Regions from separate parts of the Homo sapiens genome. Here region 2 is linked to region 1. Evidence: chromatin contacts called from ENCODE Hi-C or POLR2A ChIA-PET data. All regions are on one chromosome and are shown on one strand. The core of a region is the stretch at or near the end of the contact, and the rest is flanking DNA. Distances in the headings are between cores, read along the strand shown.

Evidence for each region. Hi-C counts contacts between places; a loop is a spot of excess contacts on that map. ChIA-PET counts read pairs that join two places held with the same protein, here RNA polymerase II (POLR2A). Pooled maps may share reads with other maps.
Region 2: a pooled map shows a loop between it and region 1 (2.4-fold over the local background). The contact joins two enhancer-like sites. A Hi-C loop is called at or near these places in 4 of 37 single-sample maps with no recorded cell type and 5 of 50 pooled maps. POLR2A ChIA-PET finds 5 or more read pairs at or near these places in 1 of 52 experiments (activated naive CD4-positive, alpha-beta T cell).

Annotation. Positions count from the first base shown.
Region 1 is chr9:99,250,039-99,256,464 of GRCh38, reverse strand. No RefSeq gene overlaps it. Among named protein-coding and RNA genes, the nearest start is that of SEC61B, 31 kb to the right of the region's middle. RefSeq lists enhancers at 2,087-2,146, 2,277-2,836. Within about 2 kb of position 2,489, at least 5 of the 41 ENCODE cell types and tissues checked have a DNase peak (open chromatin) inside an H3K27ac peak, as active enhancers do.
Region 2 is chr9:99,716,863-99,723,288 of GRCh38, reverse strand. LOC101928438 (a long non-coding RNA gene) reads left to right here. Exons shown (of 7, transcript NR_109802.1): 3 at 5,002-5,130. The region is part of intron 2 of LOC124902234 (a long non-coding RNA gene); the gene reads right to left. Among named protein-coding and RNA genes, the nearest start is that of NR4A3, 100 kb to the left of the region's middle. RefSeq lists an enhancer at 231-300. Within about 2 kb of position 2,453, at least 5 of the 41 ENCODE cell types and tissues checked have a DNase peak (open chromatin) inside an H3K27ac peak, as active enhancers do.

The DNA of each region.
Region 1 (6,426 bases), core at 1,240-3,739:
TGGCCCAATAGGGAGGGTCCTGGACTTCAAGTCCCTGGAAAAGCAGCTGAGAAGCTTGAAGGCACTGGGGTCATTCAGCCTGAGAAGAAACTCAGGGGAATGCTGTCAATATCACCACATCCCTGGAGGGTTGTTAGGAGTGGAGAGGGCAGATTCACCCTGTGGGGCTCCAGAGGACAGAGGTAGGAGGGGGCAGGGTGGACACGACGGGCAGATTTTAATTCAAAATAAGGAAAGCTCCTTCTTGGGCAGAAGTATCCCAAGACAGCCCAGGATACGTCAGAACAAATGATGAGTACATTATGCTCAGGGCCAGGAAGCTCAGACTGGAGCCCCAACTCCTACCTGTGCCATATTGAGCAAGTTACTCAGTGTTCGTCATCCTACAATGGATAGAGTGATGTGTTTCTCACATATTCACTTGGAACTCCTTATAGCACCTCCAAAGGCAAACCTGAAATTCTGCAAAAGAAAAGAGTGCAAAGACCTCAGCTCCCACTTGTCCCAGTTTCAACCTTACCCATGTACAGAGATCATGATCTCAGCCATGGTAGTCACAAACAGAGCTTACAAGGGCAGCGGGTACAGAGAAAAGAGTTCTGGTCAGGAGCCAGACTAGCCTTGGCTCAAGTCCCAGCTCTGCCTCTTACCATCTTCATCTTTATCAAGATACCTTGCCTCTCTGAGCCTCAGTTTTCTTGTCTGTAAAATGAATCTGCAAGCCCCTGCCCAACCTCCTCATAGGGTTGTGACAAGGATCAAATGAGGGAGAAGAACAAGCACCTTGGAGGCCATAAGCACTTTTACCTTATCCTTATGGCAAGGATATGCTGAGGATTTCCAACTGTAATTATTTTTACCCCAGGAAGAACATGAGTAACACAATTGCATTCCATAACAAAGGTCTATTCAACAAATGTTCACTGGACACTTACTGTGAGCCAAAAACTGTGCCAGATTCTAGAGGTGCAAGCATATATAAGACAAAATTCTGTGTCCTCTGAGACTCACTGGAAAGACAACCAGTAAATTATTCAGTAAAGCAGAATGTGGTACACAGAGGTGTGTACAAGTTACAGTGAAAGCACAGAGGAGAGTGACTAGGGCTGGAGGAGGCAAGGATGGGGGCATCAAAGGAGGCAGCATTCAAAGAGAGTCTATAAGAATGAAGAGGAACATTTACAAACCTAATAATAGACTGTTGAAATGCATGAGCCAAAATGGACACAATGGAAGGGAGAAATAATACAATAACAGTCAGAAACTTCAATATCCCACTCTCAGTAATGGATAGAACAACCAGACAGAAAACAGGTGAGGAACTAAAGGGCTTGAACAACCCAAGAAAACAACTAGATCTAACAGACATACGCAGACCACTCCACTCAACAACAGAATACACATTCTTCTTATGCACACATGGGACATTCTCCAGGATAGACCATATGTTAGGCCACAAATTAAGTCACAATAGCCAACAGAGATGGAATCAACCAGAGTGTCCATCAATGGATGGATACATAAACAAAATGTGGTATTTACATTCAATGGAATGTTATTAAGCTTTAAAAAAGGAAGGAAGTTCTGACATGCAACAGCATGGATGAACTTCTAAGACTTGCTAAGTGAAAAAGTTACAAAAAGATAAATACTGTAAGATTCCACTCATACAAGTAACTTAAGGTAGTCAAATTCATAGAGACAGAAAGTAGAATGGTAGTTGCCATGGGGTGGGGAGGGATGGAGGACTAGGGGGTTATTGCTTAGGGGGTACGGAGCTGTAGTTTTGAAAGATAAGTTCTGTGGATGGATAGTGGTGAAGGTTGCACAGCGATCTGAATGTACTTAACGCCACTGGACTGAACACTCAAAAATGATTCAAATGTTAAATTTGATGTTACGTTAATTTTACCACAATTTTTTTAAATAAATACTTTTTTAAAGAAAAGAATGAGGAGAGAGTGTTCCAAGCAGTCCAGATTGGGAAGAAAAATCTAGACAAGAGAAACAGCTTATGCAAAAGCACAGAGATACAAAAGTGACTAGTGTTCTCTGGAAACAACAAAGGCATCCCCATTGTGTAAGACACACAGCGTGGCCACAGTGGGCTGGAAAAGTTCCCTGAATACCCTGCTAGGAAGTTTGGATGCCACTCTGTGGGCTCTAGGGGAATGGCATGGTCACAGCTGTGGCTTAGAACAATCCAACTAGGAGGAGAATGGGGAGGGTGGGTGGCACGAGGAGACACACAGAGCACGATACCACCTCTAGACAGACGTGAAGAGGGAAACCGCCTTCCAGACGGCCCAGCCAACCAGCCCTGTGGCCACCATCCCAGTGCTGCGGTGAGTGACTCAAGCTACTTGCCTCGAGGGGCGATCCACTGAAGGCAAGAGGGATTCCCCTGGAAACTTTGATTCTGCTGAGAGAGAAAGACTGAAACCAAAAGCAGGTGCGTTGGTGGGGCCTTGGGCGTGAAGTGCCTTTCTGCCGTGTCATTCTCCCCACACGGGGCCATCTGTTTGGGTGAGCCCCAAAGCCGATGGGGCCTTGTCTCCCCTGCAGGCCCACCCTGTGGTTTTCACCAACTGCAGGGAGGCAAGGTGGCTGCTCGAATGTGCATCCAGGCAGGAGGAGGGGGTGAGGGCCTCTGGAAAGTCTCTGAATCAAGTAAATGTGGGAAATCCCAGCTCTGTGACTTAGAAACAGGTGACCTTGGGCACTCCCAGGTCCCTATGTGGGCCTCAGTTTGCCTTTCTTAATGTGAGGAGCGTACGAATAGAGTTATAGGCTTAACTCCTAACAAGAAGTTAGACCTATTCTCCTGTTGCTTTGCCCCTCCTGTAAAAGGAGTTAGACCTACAACTCTGTTGGTACGCCCCTCCTCTGTGAAATGGAGGAGTTAGACCTGTAACTCTGTTAGTATGCCCCTGACATTAAGAAAGGCAAGAGGTTATAGACATTAATTACTACACTCATTTAAGTAATTAGACAAGCAAGCATATACACACAGACACATACAGAGACACAAACAGACACACAAGCACACACACAGAGACCACAGAGAGTCCAGAGGACAGGTGATATGGTTTGGATCTGTGTCACCACCCAAATCTCATGTCAAATGATAATCCCCAGTGTTGGAGGTGGGGCCTGGTGGGAGGTGATTGGGTCATGGAGGTGGATGCTACATGAATGGTTAATTAGCACCATGCTCATGGTGCTGTTCTCGTGATAGAGTTCTCACAAGATTTGGTTGTTTGAAAGCGTGCAGCACCTCCCTCCTCTCTCTCTCAGTCCTGCTCCTGCCATGTAAGATGCTTACTCCCACTTTGCCTTCCTCCATGAGTAAAAGCTCCCTGAGGCCCCCCAGAAGCAGATGCTGCCATGCTTCCTGTACAGCCTACAGAACCATTAGCCCATTAAACCTTTTTTCTTATAAATTACCCAGTCTCAGGTATTTCTTTTTTTGTTTGTTTGTTTTGTTTTGTTTGTTTGTTTTTTGAGACAGAGTCTCGCTCTGTCTCCCAAGCTGGAGTGCAGTGGTGCAATCTTGGCTCACTGCAAGCTCCGCCTCCTGGGTTCACACCATTCTCCTGCCTCAGCCTCCTGAGTAGCTGGGACTACAGGCGCCCATCACTACGCCCGGCTAATTTTTTGTATTTTTAGTAGAGATGGGGTTTCACCGTATCAGCCAGGATGGTCTTGATCTCCTGACCTCGTGATCTGCCTGCCTTGGCCTCCCAAAGTGCTGTGATTACAGGCATGAGCCACCACGCCAGGCAGGTATTTCTTTATAGCAGTACAAGAACAGACTAATACAACAGGCAAAGCATTCTCTTTTTTAAAATTGTTATTTTAGGTTCGGGGTATATGTGCAAGTTTGGTATATAGGTAAATTGCGTGCCACGGGGTTTTGTGCACAAATTATTTCATCACCCAGGTAATAAGCATAGTTTTCTGATCCTCATCCTCCTCCCACCCTCCACTCTCCGTCGCCTTGACTCTTAATAGTGGTCTATTTCATCTCACTTTGGCAACCTTAAGTGAGTATCTCCTCTGTGGGCTCCCTTCTCTCTCTCCCTCTTTCCAGCTCCCTTGGTTATTAACCCTTCTGCCTGCTTTCCGGGGTCCATATTTTCTTCCTCTTAGGAGTAGAGGGAGCACTCCAAGGGGCTTTGCAAACTGTGGATGGAAGGAGGAAAATGAAGACAAATCCTTCCCCACCTAACCTCAGGGTAAAAAAAAAAAAAAATCTACCAAAAAAACACACATCTTTGAGTAAAATTAGCTGCCTTTTAGCTAAAACTGGTGTGCTATTCTACTCAAAGCATCACTTGGTTTTTCCAAAGGAAGCGAGCCAAGTACAAAAATATGTATCCTCAAAGAAGAATTTGTTGAAAATTAGATTGTCAAAAGTCAATTTGCCAGAAATGTCAATTTGCCAAACGATTCACTGCATCACTGAGAATGTTTTTAACTTGATGTTGTAGTTTCACCACCATGAAAGCAAAATCACTCATGTCCTAGGTGGGCAGGCTAGCCACAAGATAATGCAGCCCTGCCATCATCACCCATTGCATTAAAGAACTGCCCTGGGGGTTGTCTTCATTACAGCCAATATCTATAATCCAGGTTTGGGATTGACAAACTTTTTTTTTGGCGGGGGGGATGGAGTCTTGCTCTGTTGCCCAGGCTGGAGTACAGTGGTATGATCTCGGCTCACTGCAACTTCTGCCTCCCGGGTTCAAGTGATTCTCCTGCCTCAGCCTCCCAAGTAGTTGAGATTACAGGCGCCCGCAACCATGCCCATGCTAATTTTTGTATTTTTAGCAGCGACTGGGTTCCACCATGTTGGTCAGGCTGGTCTTGAACTCCTGACCTCGTGATCTGCCCACCTCAGCCTCCCAAAGTGCTGGGATGACAGGCGTGAGCCACCATGCCCAGCCGACAAACTTTTTTTTATAAAGGATCAGATAGTAAATGTCTTAAGTTTTTCAGATCATACTGCCTCTGCCACAACTGCTCAACTCTCAACTCTGGCACTGTAGCAGGAAAGCAGTCCTACACCATATGAGCATGAATGAACATGGCTCGGTTCCAATAAAACTTTACTTACAAAAACAGACAGTGGCTGCCATTTGGTTCACAGACCATAGTTTATCGACCCCTAATTTAGACTAACACATTTGCCAATACTAATTTGAGAAGAAATAGAAGACCCTATTAGTGTTATACCTGAAGAAGAACTTGAATTAATAGTTTTAAATTTTTCTCACAGAGAAATTATAGGCCCCAGATGGTTTTTACAGGTGGATCCTCTAAACTTTAATAAAACAGATAATTCTAGTTATATATAAATTCTTCCATGCAAGAAATAAAAATGAAATTCTTTAACTTGTTTTGTAAAGCTAATATAGTGTAGATAACACAACCAGCCAAGGATGATATGAGGGGAAAATATACAAACCCCCACCTCAAAAACATACACAAACATAAGAATTTAAAAATAGATACATAGAAAAAAAAAAACAGCCAGAAAATGGACATAGTTAAGCAGTGTATAGAAAGAAATACACCATGATTAAGGAAAAGAGACAGGATAATCCTCTGTCTTTTCTTTTCCATAAAAAATGGGATGCTTTAACACTAGGAATCTATTGATGTAACTAAGAAATTAAAGGGAGAAAATTACATAGTCAATCAATAGATGCAGAAAAAGAAACTTAATGAAGTCAGTCATGAATGGATATTGGTAAATAGTTTTTGCAACATATTTGGCAAACTGGTAATAGCAGGTAACCTTCTTAACCTGATAAGAAGATAGCTACCAAAAAACCTACCACACGTATCATATTTAAAAATGCAAACTTTATGATCTCTTTAAAAATCAAGAATAAGAAAATAACCCTGAATTCAACTCCTATTCAACATTATACTAGAAATAGAAATAAGAAGTTTAGGGATAGAAAGTGAAAAACAAAACTCATTATTTCTAAACAATGTTATCTTCAAAGAAAATCCAAGAGAATATATACAGCATTTAGAACTAGTAAGAGTAATATCATATCATATCATTGTAGTAATATTATACAATAAAATAGTATATAGCAGAAAAAATGAATGAACTCTATCTGTATTATTAATATGGTTAATAGTAATGTAGTTAAATCTCAGGGTTAGGTAGAAAAAAAGAAAATTGAAAAAGGATACGAGCAGTATAATGCTGCTTATGAAATTTCTTTAAGACACAATACAATACCATATATTTTTGTTTACTCTTGTAAAAACACAGAAATAATTGGGACAGAGAAGTTGCTTTCTAACTTGAGAATTACTTCTGGAAAGACAGAGAGGGGAATGGAGATGCATTTCGGCTTCACCTTTATCTGTAGTTTTACTTTCTTTCCAAAAGGATCTAAGGCA
Region 2 (6,426 bases), core at 1,204-3,703, 470 kb before region 1:
GGCATTTAAGTGAAAGTCTTTGTGTTCCTCTCTTTGCAAAGTCTTTTGTAAAAGCAAAACTCAGGTGGCTTCATCCAGCCAAGATTAAATTCAAAGTTGACTGCTGTAAAGACAAAACAAAAAAGTTCAAGCCAATGAATTGGGTAACTTGTTCAGTTTATGGTTAGTTGAAAACATAAGGCAAGACTTTTTCACTGCCCCTCCACATCTGTGCACAGAGGGGGTGCATGTGAAGAATCACTCTCTGATAGCTGCCTTTTGTGGTTTCACACTTGGAGAGCTAGCTCTGAACCACAGTCCCATAGTAGGGTGGGTCTATTCTTTTTGTAATATTCCCGATTTATCCCACTGTTTTCACAGTTTCTTCTGACATGCTACTTCCCCCTGCCTCAAGGATTTGAGGTGAACGTTTCAGATGGGTAGGATGACCACTCCTCCAACCTAAGCGTAGAAAGTTCGTTGAAATAAAAGGAGAATTAAGCTTCATGTATGTGAAAAGTCAGTGCAGATCCAGGACTTTAGGAAAAATTTACATTTTTAGAAATTATATCTAGGGAAGTACTAACTGAAGTCTAATCCTTTAGCAACAACATTTATTAACCTTTTAAAAAATTGAAGTATAATTTATATACAGTGAAATGCTCAAATCTTCAAGCTCAATCACTTTTGATAACTGCATATTAAGACACAAAATATTTTTATCAGCCCAGAATGATGTTCCCTCATGCTTCTTCCCACTCAATTTCCAAATTCACCCCCCAATCAACTGCTGATCTGCTTTCTATCACATAGGTTAGTTTAGTTTATTCTAGAATTTCTTATGACTGCAATCATACAGTATATGTTCTTATGTGTTTTGTTTCTTTCACCGGACATACTTTTGAGATTCATTCATGTTGTGTATATCAGTAGATCATTTCTTTCTATCGCTGAGTAATATTCTATTCTTTGAATATGCCACAGTTTTAAAAAAACACTTTTGCCTGTTGACGTACATCTGGGTTTTTTCTAGTTTTTGGCTATTATGAATAAAGCTGCTATGAACATTTTTATATAGGGCTTTATGTAAGCATAGGTTTTCGTTTCTCTTGGGAAAATATCTAGGAGTAGAATTGCCCGGCCACAGGGTAGACATATGTTTAACTCTTTAAGAAACTACTAAACAGTTTTCCAAAGTTATTGCATCATTTTATACTCCCAGCAGCAATATATGAAAATTTGGATTGCTCCACATTCTTTCCAACATTTGATGTTGTTAATCTTTTCTTAAAAAATTTCAGTCATGTATGTGTGTATGTGTGTATATGTGTGTGTTTTACTTTGCATGAAACTTATAAATAATAAAGTTGAGTATCTTTATATGTGCTTGTTGGCCATTTGTATATCTTCTTTTGTGGCTGTCCAAGTCTTCTTTAAAAAATGATTTGTCTTTTTATTATTGATTTATAGAATTTCTTTGTATGTTCTATATGCAATGTATTTGTCAGAGAGATATATATTATATATATACATAATATTCACTATATATAGATATATTTTATATTTTATATATAAATTTTATATTTATATAATACATAAATATATTATCTATAATATATAAAATATATAAGTATATTATATATAATTTATATATAAAGTATAAATTATAAATATATAATATATATAATTTATATATAAAGTATAAATATATAATATATATAATTTATATATAAAGTATAAATTATAAAAATATATAATGTATATATATTTTATATTTTTATATCTAAAATATTCACTATATATAGCTCTATCTACATATCTATCTATCTACTGAATTTTTTTTCTCAGTGCGTGGCTTGTGATTTATTTTCTTGACGGTGTCTTGATGAGCAAATGTTTTACAGTTTTAGGTAGTACAGTCTATTAGTGTTTTTATTTTATGGTTTATGCTTTGTATGTTCTTGAAAAATGTTTGCCCATTGCAAGGTTGCAAACATTTTCTTCCACTTTTTTTTCCTTTGTAACTGTATTATTTTATATTTACATTTAACTCTATAACCCTTCTCATATGGGTTTTTTTGGATGTGGTGTGAGGTAGGGGTCAAGGTTCTTTCTCTCTCCCTTTTTGTTTTGGATATCCAGTTATTCCAACCCAGTCGTTGAAGAGATTTTTCTTTTGTCATTGAATTGCTTTATATATGGTTGTATTTCTGTACTCTATTTTGTTTCTAGTCCTGTTTTGTTTTCTGTTAGTAATGATTTTGAAATAGGAATAGATTGGGATTCTTAGATATATAGAAGTTAATGAATTAGTATAGTCTCACAATAAGCATTTTTTTTTAACCACTTGAAGACTTTTTCTTGTGTTCAATGAACACAAGATCACTTATTTGATCCTTATGTGAGTACTTGAGGGGAAGTGGTTACAAGGAGCCAGAGTGCTAGCGTGTTTTGGCTTTTACTTTCTGTTTTAAGCAACATCTTCCAAGAATAAGCTGAAATCAGGCAAGAATTAGCTGGTTTGAGAGCAAAAACAGAGGGAATAGAGAGAGTCTAGAAATGCAGGGGCTGACAGGGTTGGAAAACCCAGCTATTCCTGAACTGAAATAAGCTGCTGCCTTTCTATACAAACCTATTATTTCAAATGGTTGCAGTGTAGCTGCCATGAGTTGAGAGAGGTAAAAGCTAGGTCACATTTGACCTTTTGCAATTAGTTAAATTTTTTTGCTGAATTCTTACCCACTTATATTCCACCCAGTGTCTCTTTCTCTGGTGCTTTGGCTCAGGTGAACCAGAGGTCATGTCCTGGCTCTCCTTGGAGGGCCCATCTTTCCTTAGAATTCAGGTTACTTGTCCTATGATTGCAACTCTCTAATAGTTCAAGAAAAGCTCTGATTTGTAGTCTATCCGGCTTTATTGTTGTGAACGTTGGACAGATATATTTTTAGCTTTTTACATCCCATGTGGAAATAGAACTCCCAAGAGAGTGATTTAGAAAGATATTATTCATCTTGTAAGATAACTTCCTGTAGTATTCCTTTGAATCGCAATATCCATTACCATTCCCTTCAATCTGTTTCTTTATGGGATCTTACTCACCTGCCTCCAAACTGCTAGACTACATCTCCTGGAATGTGCAATTTGGCATGTATTTCTATTCTAAGTAACATGCACAGATCCTGGAAAAACTAAAAGACCCTGTTTGTTGATTAATTGATGAATGGAATGTATTTACCAATCTTCTCACCTGACAAATCCTTATCTGTCTTTCAAGACCAAAAGCAAATGTCACTTCTTCTGAGAAAGCTCTATGAGTTCCTTTAGGAAGAGTTAGTTATTTTTTCTCTATGCCTTCATAATACTTTGTACATTCCTCCACTAGATGATTTTTATATCTTTTAGTTTAGATTGTGAATAAGATTGGAGCATGACCAATTCTTCTTATTTTGTATCTTTAGGTGCCTAGAACAACGTGTGGTACTTATAATTATGACTCAGTTTGTCAAATGGATGCATAAAAATTGATTTTCTAAATGAGCTGCTGAATATCTTTGTTGAATGATTATACACATTGGGTTTTGCATTTATGTAACTTTTATGTACATGAAGAAATGTACTTGTAAATGTATGTGTATATGTGTGTGAGTGTGTTTCATCTCCTAATGATGCAGGTAATTGCAGAATTTGCTTAGGACAAAGATATGGCACCTCTGCCATCATTTTCTCCTTGTATGCCATACCGTGAGATAAACCACCTCTGTTCTTTTTCCTGTTGATCCCAGGCATGAATTTAGAATCTGATCTTTCAATAATAATTCCACCAATAAACCAGATATTTCCCCTTCCTTAATCTAAGAGGCTCCTATCACAATAAGCGGGGGGGTCACCTTTGATTGATGCCCTTGCTGAATGGTACCTAGAGGGAAGATTCTAATAAGCTGCAGACACTTTGCAATTCCTGTCTTTCAGAACTTAATCGCATTTGCATTTTGGCTATGATCAGATGGTGGAAACACAAACTCCAAACTGTCAATCAACTTAGGCTTCTTTTCCAACTTTTCATAAATAAATTTCTTTAAAAATCTTTGAACATTCTTTTAAACACCGAAATTATGCAAGTAGTTTTTAAACAATTACTGTATTTTCTACCTATATATTACATTATAGTTGGTAACCTGTTCATTACTGAAAATCTAGCTTGGGAGGTATGCATCTAAATGTGTGTGTGTCTGTGTGTGTGTGTGTGTGTGCATATGTGTGTGAACTGAGGTATTCATGAGATTTGAGGGAGAAAAGAGGGAAAATATTTACTGAAAATATATTTTTTATATTGTCCAGTTTTTACCTTTAAATATCAGTAGAAAAAATGGAAGCATATAGATTTCTGGCATGTAATTTATCTTCAAAACAGAAATTAAACCTAACCAGTTATAAATTTGAGTTTCTTTCTGAATTAACCATGTTGGCACTACCCCAGCTACCTCCTTATGTTCACATGGTTGCTTCCAGACTCTATGTAGAATTTTATGCCTCTGTAGTATCAAATTTGTTAAATGGCATATTTTTATATCAGTAATTTTTATAGCATATTGTTATTCCAGACTTTTACATGCCTCTAATTTATTCTTAACTTCAATATAGCAGTATTGATTTTTTTCCTTCCAAGTTTGATGGTATGAACACTTCAGTTGTGATTTAAAGTCATTTCAACACCATCAATAATTTGCACTTCGTTTTCTATTCTTTTGCAAACTTAAATATTTGGGCAGGTACAACTGGAAGTAATAATACTCCTCACTACTTTTTGTATCACTTTTAAAAACATTTAGATTATTTCTTAATGTGGTTGAGATTATGTGTCTCTAATGACTTTGAATTATCCATGACACTTAAATGCAGAATAGTAAGAACAGTTTTGGTTGCAAATCAAATAGAACCTGATACAGCTTCCTTAAGTTATATTTTCTCTCTTTGTCCATTAGTAACAAAGAATAAATTGATCATAACTTTTCTCTTTTGTAGAACTACTATCAATGCCTTTTACAAAATGAGGTCATTGGATTGCAGAGTTGGCTTTCGAGAAGATTTTGTGGCCTTTCTCAGCTGTCTAGGTGCTGTAGGTGCTGTGTTTCTATGGCTGCAAGGATGAAGGTAACATGGATGAGGGAGGCTGATGAGGCATGTTTTGGTTGTTATATAAAGCAAGGCTCACAAATGCAGCAATAAGGACATTGATTTTTTTCCCTTGGCTACTTTGCAGTGGAGATAAATTGCCACCAGGTGAATGGTGGTACCTTGATTATTTGGCCCATAGTCTAAATAGCTTTAATGGGAGACCTGTTTAGAGCATCAATTTTCTGTTTTAAATATATCATTTCATTATTGGCACAGAATTATGACCACATTAATGGAGATAGAAATAAAGAAGAAAAACTAAAAATCATGTCTTTATTTTCCCTTGCTTCATGCCCATTTATAACTATAATTTTTGTGTTGTTGTAATCATATTTTTTGATACATAATTTTCTTTTCTAATTTTTAAATAATATATCAAAAGCATGTTTCCATGCCACTACCGTGTATTATTTATAATGATCATTTTAACAGAATATCATGTATTTTTATGTGTCAGCAGATGTTCTTTTTAAAAAACTGTGTATTAAATGTTGAATATATGTACAAAAATTTATAAAAGTTATACGAAATCATCATAAATTAACACCCATATGCCTATCATTCAATTTAAGATAAAGAACATTGCTATTATCTTTGGAGGCCTCTGTGTTCTTATTTCCCACCTCATCCTCTTCATTACCCCTACAGAGGCCATGTGATCACCCTCCTAAATCTTGTGTTTATTGTATCTTAGTTCTCTTTATAATTTTACCATATTTGGTTATATTCCTAAAGAGCATACAGTTTAGTGGATATTTTAATCAATATTTAAATGGACTAAAAAATGTGAACACATTTATCTGTAATTTGTTTTTTCACCCAGTATTAAATCCCTATGTTTTTTCTATGTCATTGTGTTATATTGTATTCATCTACATTGTTGTCAAGTATTTCATTATATGAATGCACCACAACTTATTGTCCATGATAAACATTTGGGCAAATTCCAGTTTTTCCTACTGTAAATGGTAATGTAAAGAATATTTTAATAACACAATTTCTATTACAAATGTCTAAGAGTTTCTTTATAATGCATGAGTAATTCTGTCGGGTCATTGGTGTGTATCTCTTCAAATATATGGGTAATGCCAAATTGTTTTCCAAAATGGTTGTACCAAATTATGCTTCTACTAGCAACGTGTAAGAATGCTGGTTGCATCATATCCTTGCCAATGCTCAGTTGATATTATCAGATACAATTTTTGCTAATCTGGTGAGTTTGAGAATCTTTCTTATTTGGTTTTAATATAAATTTTTCCAACTAGTAATGAG